Linked DNA regions of Homo sapiens: region 2 is linked to region 1. Evidence: read pairs that join two places in POLR2A ChIA-PET (ENCODE). Cell type or tissue: B cell. All regions are shown on one strand.

Evidence for each region. Peaks named below come from ENCODE experiments on the same cell type or tissue, not always from the same donor. Only the 100,000 strongest peaks of a DNase experiment are listed, where the experiment ranks them.
Region 2: POLR2A ChIA-PET joins it to region 1 with 10 read pairs; 10 of 35 experiments call an interaction of 5 or more read pairs at or near these places.

The regions. Positions count from the first base shown.
Region 1 is chr17:51,126,805-51,129,304 of GRCh38, reverse strand. No RefSeq gene overlaps it. Among named protein-coding and RNA genes, the nearest start is that of SPAG9, 7.2 kb to the right of the region's middle. RefSeq lists a silencer at 988-1,211. In B cell, no CTCF peak of the experiment used is centred here; a DNase peak (open chromatin) is centred at 1,044.
Region 2 is chr17:50,995,467-50,997,966 of GRCh38, reverse strand. It overlaps SPAG9 (sperm associated antigen 9), which reads left to right. Exons shown (of 30, transcript NM_001130528.3): 16 at 1,273-1,402; 17 at 2,434-2,500. Among named protein-coding and RNA genes, the nearest start is that of SPAG9, 120 kb to the left of the region's middle. In B cell, no CTCF peak of the experiment used is centred here; no DNase peak of the experiment used is centred here.

The sequences.
Region 1 (2,500 bases):
GAGTAGCTGAGATCACAGGTGTCTGCCACCATGCCCAGCTATTTTTTTGTACTTCTAGTAGATACTGGGTTTCACCATGTTGGTCAGGCTGGTCTTGAACTCCTGGCCTCAAATGATCCACTCACCTTGGCCTTCCAAAGTGCTGGGATCACAGGCATGAGCTACCACGGCCGGCCTATATTTAGCAAATTTTCTTCTTCTTCTTTTTTTTTTTTTTTTGAGATGGAGTCTTGCTCTGTTGCCCAGACTGGAATGCAGTGGCGTGGTTTCAGCTCACTGCAACCTCTGCCTCCCGGGTTCAAGCAATTCCCCTGCCTCCGCCTCCCGAGTAGCAGGGATTACAGGTGCCTGCCACCATGCCCAGCTCATTTTTGTATTTTTAGTAGAGACGGGGTTTCACCATGTTGGACAGGCTGGTCTTGACCTGACCTCGTGATCCTCCCGCCTCAGCCTCCCAAAATGCTGGGATTACAGGTGTGAGCCACCGCGCCTGGCCATATTTAGCAAATTTTCTTCTCTCTCTCTTTTTTTTTTTTTTGAGACGGAGTCTTGCTCTGTCGCCAGGCTGGAATGCAGTGGTGCGATCTTGGCTCACTGCAACCTCTGCCTCCCAGATTCAAGCAATTCTCCTGCCTCAGCCTTCTGAGTAGCTGGGACTATGGGCGTGCGCCACCATCCCCAGCTAATTTTTGTATTTCTAATAGAGACAGGGTTTCACCATGTTGGCCAGGATGGTCTTGAGTTCTTGACTTCGTGATCCGCCTGCCTCAGCCTCCCAAAGTGCTGGGATTACAGGCGTGAGCCACCGTGCCTGGCTCATATTTAGCAAATTTTCTATAGTGAGTATGCATTTCTTGTATAATTGGGAGGGAAAAACCCAAGCAACCTGAGGTAGGAGGCAGGGACTGGACTCCAGAGGCAGAGGTTGGACACTGGACCAAACTGAGGACTAGCTTAAAAAAGCCCCAAGGCAGAAGCAGTTTTCTATAAGACACACCCACCAGCGTGCCCTGTCAGTTTACCATTGCCATGGCAACACCCAGAAGTTACCACCCATTTCCATGGCAATGACCCAACAACCCAGAAGTTACAACCCTTTTCCTAGAAATGTCTGCATAAACTGCCCCCTATTTTGCATGTGATTATAAGTGGGTAAAAATATGAGTGCAGAACTGCCTCTGAGATGCTATTCTGGGCACACCGACTATGGGGTATCCCTGCTCGCTAGGAACAGTACCTCTGCTGCTGCTATACACTGCCACTTCAATACAAGTTGCTGTTTAATACCACCAGCTTGCTCTTGAATTCTTTCCTGGAGGAAGCCAACAACCCTCCCTGGCTAAGCCCCAATTTGGGAGCTTGCCTGTCCTGTATCAAACCTACTGTTTTGAAAATATGTCTTTTATTCCCAGATGAATGCAACTCTATGTGTACAAAGTATACTGAGAGGTGGTGGTGGGCCTCCTCTTCATCCACTCAGCCCAAGTCAGAAAAAGTGGAGAGAGAAAATAGACCTGCACACAAATATGACCGACATTCCTTGGCCCCATCAAAAACAGCCTCAATACTGGGATTCCTGCTTCAACCATGTGTACAGCCTCTTCTTAGAGGCAATTCCAGTGAATCCAAAGCTCTTGGGGAACAGGGAGTAAAACAGAATAGTTATTGTCTAGAGGCCTTCTAACTTCAACCTGGATACATTTACCCATCTTGTTTTGGCACATTAAAAAGGCTTTCAAGGACAGACATAGTGGCTCACTCCTGTAATCCCAGCACTTTGGGAGGCTGAGGTGGGAGGATCACTTGAGCCCAGGAGTTTGAGACCAGCCAGAGCAACAGAGCCAGACCTTGTCTCGATAAAAAGTAAAAAAATAAATTAGCCGGGGTGGTGGCGTATTTGTAGTTAGTAGGCTGAGGTGGAAAGATCCCTTGAGCCTGGGAGGTCAAGGCTGCAGTGAGCAGCGATCGTGCCACTGTGCTCCAGCTTCAGTGACAGAGTGAGACCCTGTCTCTTAAAAAAAAAAAAAAAAAGAAAGGCTTTGGCCAGGCATGGTGGATCACGCCTGTAATCCCAGCACTTTGGGAGGCCGAGGCCAGTGGATCACTTGAGGCTTGGAGTTCGAGACCAGCCTGGCCAACATGACAGAACCCTGTGTCTACTAAAAATATAAAAATTAGCTGGGTGTGGTGGCATGCACCTGTAATCCCAGCTACTCAGGAGGCTAAGGCATGAGAATCGCCTGAACCTGGGAGGTGGAGCTTGCACTGAGCTGAGATCTTGCCACTGCACTCCAGCCTGGGTGACAGAGTGAGACTGTCTCAAAAAAAAAAAAAAAAAAAAAAAAAAAACTGAGGGCAGTGGCTCACGCCTGTAATCCCAACACTTTAAGAGGCCAAGGGGGGCAGATTGCCTGAGGTCAGGAGTTTGTGATGAGTCTGGCCAACATGGTGAAACCCCATCTCTAGTAAAAATACAAAAAAAATTAGCTGGGTGTGGTGG
Region 2 (2,500 bases), 130 kb after region 1:
GAAAATTGCTTTTCAGTTTTTATAAAAGAGAAGGATTTTTTTTTAAATGCCTCATTTTTGCTGGTATGACAACATTGATAAATACCTATTAATAGAAATGTGAATGGCCTTTAGAGGTAAATGAGCCTTTATCCTAAATGTTTGAACATTTCTGTTGGTGTCAGAGGACTTGGTTTTCCATCCTGACTTTACTACTCATTAGGTACAAACACTTGGGCAAATTAACCTTTCAGAGCCCCCAGTTTCTCTGTCTGTAAAATTAATCTGATAACCTATCTCAAAGGTGATTGGACCCAATTATACAGTTATCTGTAAAGTATCTGACATATAGGTAGATATGTTAACTGTGGTATATATACATAGCAACTCATCTTATGAAAATTTAAATGGCCAAAATAATGGCAAATTATTTTCAAAATCATTTTAATAATATTTTACCTTATAACTCCAAAGTTTACCAAATCAGTTTGCATTTTTATTTTCTGAAACAAGTTAATGGGATCTAAAATCTAACCTATATCAATCTTCCTAAGCAGATATTGATTTACTCAAGTTTTAAATCACTTCTAGCACGTTTTCTGGCATTAGGATATTCTCAGTAAATATTTGTTGAATGAACAACAACAACAAAAAAGCCAAACATACTTAAGAATTTTCCCCTTTCATATGGCCAGCATCTGAAACCTGATATAAATTTGGTGGCTGATGATTCAATTTAATGTAACAAAGCTGCTTGGTAACCTGTTAAAGCTTAGGCACTGAATTCACTGCACAAACTTAAAAAGACCAGCTTTAGTATAACACTTTGTTTGTTTGTTTGTTTGTTTTTTGAGATGGAGTTTTGCTCTTGTCCCCCAGGCTGGAGTGCAGTGGCACCATCTTGGCTCACTGCAACCTCCACCGGGTTCAAATGATTCTCCTGCCTCAGCCTCCCAAGTAGCTGGGATTATAGGTCCGCACTACCGTGCCTGGCTAATTTTTGTATTTTTAGCAGAGACGGGGTTTTACCATGTTGGCCAGGCTGCTCTCGAACTCCTGACCTCAGGCTATCTGCCCTCCTCGGCCTCCCAAAGTGTTGGGATTACAGGCATGAGCCACCGTGCCCGGCCTATTATAACACTTTTTAAGGAGCTGTTATAGTTGAAATAAACTAATTTGAAATCATGTAAATTTTTGTTGTTTTTGCTGTTTTAGTGACAGAGGAGAGATAAAACTGGGGATAAACGTAATTAAACGTATTCATGTAATTAGGAAAATCTTTTTTCCTTTTAGAACTGAAGCTAGTTTAGCCTCACGCAGAGAACAAAAGAGAGAGCAGTATCGTCAGGTAAAAGCACATGTTCAGAAGGAAGACGGTAGAGTGCAGGCTTTTGGCTGGAGTCTGCCTCAGAAGTACAAACAGGTAATATGCACATGTGGTAAGAGCATCCAGCAGGAAAGAAGAGGGCAAGTTGAGTGTGCGTGGGCATGAAGGATTCACTGTACGCATCCCAGCCCTGCTCATCTCAGCCGCATGGACTGGGCACACATTTAAGCATGGAGGGTGGTGGTTTTCAGGCTGTTTTCTAGAGCTGTAGAACTCAAATGAAATGCTCTGAGTCTGTGAGGGGGGGAGGAGTCAATAAAGGGTGGCTAAGTGCATGGAGTTTGAGGTACCCGCTCTGCTGTAACCAGAGCAATTCTGGTTTAATATTTGAAGATTTCATTTTTTAAAAAACCAGCATCATTGTTGAAAAAATTATTGGCATGGAACTTTTCAAACTGTTCATTTAAAATTAAGTTCAGGTCTTCAGGAATTTTATCTGTCTACTCCATAATTCCTACCCCAAAAGACTCACATGTTCATGTACAAACACATATGCATGTGCACGTGTGCACATATGTGTGAATTAGAGCCTCTTTTTGAGCTCCCATTATATCCTGTTTATTGAATTGCTCAACTTGATTTTTCTGTTTTTCAAATAAGAATGGCAAAATTGGCTGATGCCTGTCATTGGCTCATGGTGCCTGTTATTGACTCATGCCTATAATCCTAACACTTTGGGAGGCCAAGGTGGAGGATGGCTTGAGCTCAGGGAGTTTGAGACCAGCCTAGGCAACATAGCATGACCTCATCTCTACAAAAAATTTAAAAAATTAGCTGGGTGTGGTGGCCTGTGCCTGTAGTCCCAGCTACCTTGGAGGCTGAGGTGGGAGGGGACCGCTTAAGCCTGACAGATTGAGGCTGCAGTGAGCCATGATCAAGCCACTGCACTCTAGCCTGGGCAGTAGAGCGACCCTGTCTCAAAAAAACAAAAAAACAAAAAACCTGAACTTGATTTCAAGGAGTAAATAACAGCAGTGCTTGCTCATGTCTCAGTGGATCTGTAATAAGTTCACTTTTGATGAGGCTTACTAATGTGCCTTTTTCACTCCTCCTTCCACCATTATTAGGTAACCAATGGTCAAGGTGAAAATAAGATGAAAAATTTACCTGTGCCTGTCTATCTCAGACCTCTGG